Linked DNA regions of Mus musculus: region 1 is linked to region 2. Evidence: chromatin loops called from intact Hi-C (ENCODE). Cell type or tissue: heart. All regions are shown on one strand. Links, peaks and the distances in the headings refer to the core of each region. The heading gives the core; the rest is flanking DNA. Region 1 overlaps Ryr2 (ryanodine receptor 2, cardiac). Region 2 has its middle 270 kb from the start of Gm40666.

The links. Peaks named below come from ENCODE experiments on the same cell type or tissue, not always from the same donor. Only the 100,000 strongest peaks of a DNase experiment are listed, where the experiment ranks them.
Region 1: a loop joins it to region 2, with 16 times the contacts of the local background. A loop is called at or near these places in 17 of 42 quality-filtered maps.

Annotation. Positions count from the first base shown.
Region 1 is chr13:11,561,774-11,566,169 of GRCm38, reverse strand. The region is part of intron 100 of Ryr2 (ryanodine receptor 2, cardiac); the gene reads left to right. Among named protein-coding and RNA genes, the nearest start is that of Ryr2, 540 kb to the left of the region's middle. In heart, for the core only: a CTCF peak has its summit at 2,328 (motif pointing right); no DNase peak of the experiment used is centred there.
Region 2 is chr13:10,939,865-10,944,260 of GRCm38, reverse strand. No RefSeq gene overlaps it. Among named protein-coding and RNA genes, the nearest start is that of Gm40666, 270 kb to the right of the region's middle. In heart, for the core only: a CTCF peak has its summit at 2,028 (motif pointing left); no DNase peak of the experiment used is centred there.

The sequences.
Region 1 (4,396 bases), core at 218-4,217, 620 kb before region 2:
ATATGACTTCACAACACCTCCCAAGTGACATTTTTCTTCCAGCAAGGTGCTGCCTACTGAAGGTTCCATAGCGTCTGCAACTGTGCTACCCACTGGAGACTAGGTGTTCAGACAATGACTCTATCAGGGAATACTTCATATGCAAATCACAAAAATTACTTTCCATGAGCACTTAGGTTTGGGAGGGGAAAATTAAGCCAAAGGAACTATTGCTAGCTGGAGAGAGCAAGAACTTTTGGTGAGCCCTTCACATCTTGGAATACCTACAAGGGCCGGGTTGTGTGTGAGTGTCAAGGGGGCTGATAGGATGAGATTTCTCTAGAATTTTCTCTAAAAAAGGGAATTTCCTGGAAGATACTCTGGTGAATAGTAAATTAGGTATTTTTGCACCTCCTTGGGAATAGAATAGAGTACCTTGAAGTACATACAAATACTTAAAGAAATTAAGCTATGATAATGTTGCTTTTTACGATCATAAAATAAAAAAAAAACCAATAAGTCTTACTGACCATGTATAAGTCTCTGAGAGCAAAGTGGTAAAAATGAATGCCAATCTTTCTCTTCAAGACAGTAACAAGACAGGTTTGAGTCCTTAAAATAATAAATTTTAATGGCAAACAGGACTTTCTGAATAGTATATAAAACATAGAAACGTGTGAACAGCAAAAATTATTATTTTTGAAAATAACAAAAAATATATCAAGTCTTATAGGCAAACAATAAGCTGGCCAAAATATATTAGCTATGCAGGGATGCTGTCCTGATGGGTAAAGTTCTCATCACACCTTTAAAAAGACATAAGCCAGGGCCTGCAGTATGTTCAGTGGGGAAGGCACCTGCCTCCAAGCCTTACAGCCAATCTGAATTCTGTCACCAGGTCCTGCATGCTGGAAGGTGAGATGCCTGAAAGGTGTCCTCTGGCCTCCAATCCATGTCATGGCACCCCACCCCCACACAATAAACAAATAAAAAGTATTTTTTTTTTTTTTGGTTTTTCGAGACAGGGTTTCTCTGTATAGCTCTGGCTGTCCTGGAACTCACTCTGTAGACCAGGCTGGCCTCGAACTCAGAAATCCACCTGCCTCTGCCTCCCAAGTGGTGGGATCAAAGGCATGTGCCACCACGCCCGGCGTAATTTTAAAACATGATAAAAATAAGACAATAGACAAAGGGTCAACTGTGTGGCTAGACAGTGGATAGTAACTTTAATTCATTCAGTTCACAGGTTTAAGAAGATGCCCAACTATTACTGTAAAGAAAGAGATTTAGGCCAGAAGAGAAAAAAAAAACCAAATTTAATTGTTAAAACATATTAAAGCTTTTAATAACTCCAGTCAGTGGATCTATGGAGAAATTAGCCCATTCCTCATACTAGGAATTAGAATTTTTACAATTTTAAAGAGATTGTACATATGTATCAAAGTCTGTTTGTTATGTTAGTTGCTCATATCATGAGGCACCATGTGACTGATCATCTGTAGTCACAGCTCCTGAGATGACTCAGTTTTCACTCAATATCCATATGCATTTCTAGTGTTTTCCTTAATTTTTCTTAGGACTACCACAGCCTTGCCTGGCTGGGCTTGTCTAGCACTGTGGGATGTGAATACAGAAGGCAGAGAAACTCATCTCCATTTTACTTTTGCCTTGCCATTGCCAAAGTGCTTGAGAGCAGCTTTAAGGCACGGATTGTGTGTCATGGCTCACAGTTTCAGAGGTTAGATTGTGCTGGTGGTGGTACTGAATGTATGGTGGAGCAGGTCAGTTTGCTTCTTGGTGGTCAGGAAGCAAAGAGGAGTAGGTTCTAAAGGGCAAGATAGCTTGGAGCACCTGTCACCAGGACCTGTTTCCTCCATCACGGCCCCACCTCTTCCTCCCTCTACATCTCAGCACTGTTTAGATTCATTCCTTAGATTCATCCATTCCTTCTATCAGAGCTTTCATGGCCTACTTAGCATCCTCAGGGACACTTACTAAACTCTTAGGCGCCTCTTTATCAAATCAAGTTGACCGCCATGCTTAACATCACAGTCTCATTTTAGGATAACTAAGTGGGCTCTTGACTTAGCTAGAGCCTGTAAATCATCAGTCTGAGGGACTTCTGAAAGCCATGAGCAAGACCACTGGTGGCTCTGGATGGTGTAGGCATTCTCTGCATACAGCCATGAGGTTTGTATCTTGCCTTTAACTGTGAAGAGCTTGGGTGTTCTGTGAGGAAGGGTGTCTGGTGCCTCCTTTCAGGAGGAGAAAACTGAATCTTTGCTGCTCAGGCTTATCTCTGTGGGATGAGAACAGTTATCAGCAGGAACTTCAACCCTTGGGTTCTGTCACTTCCAGCAGGTGGCACTGCAGCCAAAGTTTTACAAACTCTAGGACTCACCCAGGGATGTCTTCCTTCTTTCCTCCCAAGATCATGATGTTTCATTCTAAGAATCTTAATTATACTAGCCGTGTCCTCATAGGATTTGAACTACATCTTTGAGAATGTAGGAGGAGAGAGTGTGAGAAAAAAAAGTCTATAGCTGGGGGCAAAATGGTGGTAGCTGAGGAGCCTGGGTGCATAGGCCTGTCCTAGGAAGCTCAGCAGGACCAGAGGACCCTCAGCCCCCACCCCTTTCAGATAATGAGGATAAGAGGCAGCTTGGGGGAAGTTAGCTGCTTATGCACTTACTGGCCATCACCTCAGTTAATTAGTATCCAACTTCATCTTTCCAGCAAGGTCTCTGGCTCCTGCTTCCTGGTTCCCTGGTACCACCCCTCCCTCTGCCACACTTCCTTTGAGCCCTCTCATACCCCACCTCTGTCTCCTGATCTTTCCCCAGGTTTTTTTTCCTCTCATTTTTTTTTTCAGATTCCCTGAAAGAAGTGTAGTTTTCTGTCTCCAAACCACCTTCTTCCACTTTAGTCCTAATTAGGCTCAGTCTATGATAAGAAATGTGGAGAAAGAGGGTTCTGATTTTCAGGAAAAGCATGAAAATTTGACTGCTGAGCCCCAGACAACAGTGGGTATTCACACACCTTACCAGTGTGGCCACCATGAGCTCTGCTTGGAAGTCTGAGGCTAAGAAAGCCCCTCCGACCTCCCGAAGATACCCGGTCACAGTAACATTAGCCAGCCAGGACACCCGCGACCATCATCGTTGTTCCCCATGGCCTCAGGTCTATGTATGAAGATTCACATTCAGAGCAGAGCATGGGACACCATTTTCTCCTTGGTAAAAATAAACAGTATATGTGGTATAAAGAGTTTAGACTGAAAACAGAAGTAAACACTGAAAATAAATTATACTTTCTTCAAAAAGGCACTGTGGACAATTTTTGCCACCAAGTTTCAAGGAATCAATGTAGTGTCCCAAAGGTAGATATTTGGTTCTATTTTTTTCAAGTGACTGTCACTAAAACATCTAGACACAGACTCAGTAGATGGCACTATCAATCTAGACACGAGAGCCTCCAGAAGACAGCGTGTGCTGATAGGCCTAAACCAGTCTGGGTGCTACAGCCTTAAACCAACTCTTTCTAGAGGACTCTCTTGGCCTCACTACCACAAAGAGCCTTTTCTAGGGTCCAGAATAGGGCTGGTGGGTCTAGATGGGTTTTTATAGTAGGGGGGTTCAGGGCAGATGTCATCATGGGTTTGACATTGGCTTATTGTATGTTAGGTTGAGAAAGTACTTCTATGAGCATGGTATTTCATATGATTGATTATCAACCTGGCAGGATCACATGGGGATGGGACTGTGGGCCTGTGAACCAAGTGCTGAGCTGTGGACAAAGTGCCAGGCTTTTCTCCTTCACTGCAGAGGGAGCAGCTAAACAGTCTGGAAGGGGTAAGGGGCAGGTGTTAAATAAGTTAGGGTGTGTAGGACAGGCTAAGGAAGACCTTCAGACTTCTGTCCTGGAAGGATGTGGTTTTGATGGGAAAGGCTACCACCTGGCTCAGAGGATGTACAGCAAACACTTACAGATGGGGAGGTTAATAGAGGGGTAGGATTGTGGGAGGTGCCAGGGTATGAATGTAGAAGTCATTTATTATTATTATTATACTATATATAAAGATACTATTAGCAGCTAGTCAGTAGATGTTAAGAATTCTTATTGTAACTTGCTATGCTGTGTTTGGTTAATGTCCCTGATAGGCCTGCTCTTTTCTGAGGAAGGTGTGCGGGAGATTTATTAGAGGAGAAAGGTAGTAGGGTAGAGGTTGGGGGAAGGGGAGGGAGGGGAAAGCAAACCAGTGGGGATGTAATATATGAGAAAAGAATAAAAGAGAAGAAAATTCAAGAAATTATATATATATATATATATATATATATATATATATATATATATATATATATATACACTTCCTGCTCTTGTTTACACAAGTGCCGAGTTGCCAAAACATTATATATTT
Region 2 (4,396 bases), core at 302-4,301:
AAATGCTCTGTGTGTGTTTACATTGATTGTGCCCACTTAATAAACTACCCTGATACAGTTCATCCAAATCAATGAATGTGGCTCAATGCCAAGTGTGAAAGCAGAGAAGACAGGCGAAGCTCCACCTCCAGCCAGGACCAGCAGATGCTTCTCTTCATGATGCTGTAGGTGAGAAGAAAACAAACCAACCAGCCTAGCTCTGGTGGCTGATTCCCCGCATTGTGAGCAATTAAATCAGGGCCGCATGAAGGCAGAACACTTTGGCGTGGTGCACTGTGCCTCAACAGAGAGCTGCCACAGAACCATCCTTTCAGAGCATTGTTTTGATTCTGTAAGCCAGTTTTGTAGCTGATTGTATAGTCCATTTCCTTTCTTGGCTCAAAATGGGTGGAAAAATTAAAGGTATGCTTGGGAAAGAGCGGATACTGTGTGGGCAGCCTTGTAACAAAAGCTCGAGTCTAATGAAAACCTGTAAATTCCAGGAGTATTGCAGGATCAGCTAGTAGGTGTAATAACTAGTAATCTATATAACTCATGAAGCTTACGCCCTGCTCACTCTTGTAGTGCCGCCTCAGTGAAGAGGATTTGCCTCATCTCTAAAGGGATGCAATATTTTAAACCCCTATTTCCTCCCTCTTAAGCATCTCTGGTTAGTGGGATCACATGGTGGGTCCTTTCTGATTTCTGCTTCATACTTCAAATTTAATTTATTTGAATGTGCAAATTGGTTTGACAGCGATGTGGTAAATTGTGCCTGGCTATGAAATGTAAACTTGCAAGGCACAGTCACCTTCAAATACATTCCCACAGGCCTTATCTGATGCCATTGTGCTTGCTGCAGGCATCTCTGATCAGACCAAATCAGCCATAATCAGGCAGTATTTACAACTCAACCAGGTTTACAACACTGACATCTGGCTTGTGAGAGCAGGTGGCTTTCAGTGGGAGTTCCTGGATGGTTTCTCAATCAATTCTTGTGAATACCTTTAGAGATGAAACAGCAAAACCTTAATTCTCCAAACCATAAAAGGAGACTACCTCTACTTCTTTCTCCCTCATTTTTCCCCTGTAAATCCAGATTATTTCCCCATACAGCTTTTGGTATGATGTACAGAAACTAATTTATTTTCTTGAGATGAATGAAAATATCATCTAGCTAGTTTATAGGTCTCTTGCCTAACTTTCTCTCACAGTGGAACATTCAGTCACTGGAACACTGGGACTGGAAGGAGGAATGGCAAAGCAAGATGTTAGAGGGCTTTTGGGCAGCTCCCCTCTTTCAGTAATTTCACTATTAATGAATGACTTAGTCTCTATTGTACCACAGCTCTCTTCCATGATCTAAAGGCAGAGTTTGGTGAAATGAGAATGCCTCTTATCTTTTGGAGTCTGTATTTTATTTATGTTGGTCCATGAAATCTACCATCTCTGTCGTTGAGCTCAAATCAGTCTCTCTCTCTCCTCTCTCTCTCTCTCTCTCTCTCTCTCTCTCTCTCTCATGCATATGCATGTGTGCATTGAAACTGGTGACACAAAGAAATACAGAAGGACATAGACTATCGTACAATCTTTGTGTTTATATTAATTACTATCTCCGTTGACCTAACCAAATACCCAGCAAAGCAACTCAAGGTAGGAAGGTTTTGGCCCACATTTTGATGCAACAGTTCATCAGTGTGGAGAATACATTGTTGGCAGTAAGAAAGGCTCTGGTGGTAATCGCCTGATTGGCAAGCAGTTGGTTATATTGAGTCATCAGCCCGGAACAGAGCCATGAATGCTGAAACCTTGTTGGTCTGTCTCTCTTTTGTGTGTGTCACATGGTATGATGATGCCCATATTCTGGGTTGATCTTTCTTCCTTCGATAATTTCTGTTGAACTGCCCTCACAGACATGCTTAGTAATTTCTTCTAAATGAATACAAATCCAGAAAAGAAAGACTCCCATAGCCAGTCTGTTAGGAATTAAAAAAAAAAAAAAAAAAAAAAGGAATTCCAGCTCCTCTAGAGAGCGCCACCTGGTGATCAAGCTTTTTAATACATGGCCCTAGGATGTTCAGCATCTCTAATGGGAAAGCTGGGGACATTTAATTAGAGAGCATCAGACCTCTTCTACTCTCCATATATGTATCAGTGATGCTGTAATCAGAAACAAGTTCTTTCTGTTCATCTGTTTTGGACTTTGTTGTGGGAAATATGCCCAGAAAAGTGACCCCTTCTAAGATCAGTAACTTAGAAATCACTTTTTTTTTCCCTGCTCAAGTGATCAGCCAGAGACTCTACCCTGAAAGTGTCCCCTTTTGTCTTAGAGGAAGCCTCCGTGGCTGTACTGAGTCTATACGATGTTGTGGGCAACACATAGCTTTGGTTGTGCTAGTAAAATATAGAATAGTGAAAGATGCTGTGTCTTATTCCTTATTTTGTTTGTTTTGTTGTAAAAATGCAAGAGAGGGAAACCATTGCCTCATGCGCAATGAAGGAGTATCTGGGGAATGCTAATGGGGTTCTCCATTTGTTGCCCGATTCTTGACTCTTCCTAACTGGAGAGCCATTGCAGTGGACCAGTTTGAGAGTGCCAATAGAAACGGATCTAAGTCAGACCTGTAAATGAGGATAAGGTTGCCTCTAGCACTCAAAAGAATGACCCAAAGATGCTGTTCCAGTTTAGCATTTCATGTGCTGATGATGTTACCCATATTCCAGATTGAACTCAGGGTCTTGCACATGCTAGGCAGGGGGTGTTATCAAGGAGCTTCACCCCTAACCCTAATACATTTGTGTCAGTGGTGCTCAGGGCGAACTGGTTGAGCTGACTGAATAATACTTATAATTACCTATGATGACAGGACTTATATTTAACTCAGGGCTCTGGATTGTTCCCTTTCAATAAGTGGTTTTAAGAATGGTTCTGTGTTTTGAATGAGTATGTGAGCCTAAATCTCCAGGATGATATATTGTTGCCACGCTTATGGGAATAGAGAGCTGAATGTGATAGAAATCTGGTCTGCAGGAATGTGAGAGGCCATGTTTTTTCTGGGACACTCTGAGAGAAGTAAGGGGAAGGTGTACTAAATCCTCCAGCTACAGGCTGCCGCAATATATATTGCATGGAAAATGTAACCCAAGTCCATACTAGCAAAGTGCATTTGTCTCCAGGTGACGAGAGAATGGAATGAAGAATTTAGTCTGAAAGCTCTAATCAAGTATAATGTGGTATTAGTGATGTTCAAGTTCTCTGGTAGATATCACTCATTTTTCTCAGATTTGGTCATTGGAAAATTATATCATGACATCTTGCTTTCTTGCTCCTGCTCTGTCTTCTTGCTCCTGCTCCCTGTCTCTCTCCATTCCCCTCCCCCTCTCTCTCCACATGCTCATGGCCAGCCTCTACTCCACTCCTCTCTCTGCCTTTCTCTGTCTCTACTACACTCTCAACTCCCCTCCCCATGCCATGAATAAACTCTATTTTATACAAAAAAAAAAAGGAAAGAAAAGAAAAGAGAAGAAAAGAAAAGAAAATTGTATCACAAAGGAGGCTATTCAGTGGAACAATAGGGAAAGTGGTTCTTTTGCCACTCTGTCAACAGACAACTTTTACTTATAGATTTTGATTTTCATAGGTTACACTTTAGTTAATGTTCAGTTATATGAACTATTTTATCCATTTTATCAAACTGTATTTGACATTTGAGTTTTACCTGGAATTTACCTGAGAATTATTTATTTTAATTCCCATCACTGGCAAGAGAGGCCCCTTGGTATTGCAAACTTTATATGCCCCAGTACAGGGGAACACCAGGGCCAACAAGCGGGAGAGGGTGGGTAGGGGAGCAGGGCGGGAGGGGGGGAGGGTATAGGGAACTTTCGGGATAGCATTTGAAATTTGAAATGTATATAAAGATAATATCTAATAAAAAAATAAAGCATAGACACTTTCACAGTCTATATGTTCCTCATCACTGTTCTACGCTAAAGGGGAAAAAGAAGGTCTTGAAGAAACACTCATCTGAGCTGAATAAAATCCCAAGTCTTTACTGAATAGAATACTTGAAAATACTGAACCAAACTAACACTATGAAGAAGGACATAGCTTAGAGTTCTAATTAAATGAACACTTAATTGAGTATTTCTTTATCTGACTTAAAACTATGGTGGTGGTATCAGTTATAGGATCTATTAGCACAATTTAGATTTCACTTAGCTTGGGAACCCATGGAAGAAAATAGGCCTCAACTCTTCCATACAGGTTCTCAACGTGAGGTCAAACTTCCTCTGCAGCTCAGTACGAAGGTTAGGGAATGGCACAGGTTGCTTTAATATCAATCTTTTTGAGATTTACCATCAAATAATAAAGTGAACTCATAAATGCTGATTTTCTAATTCTAGTACTTAAGTT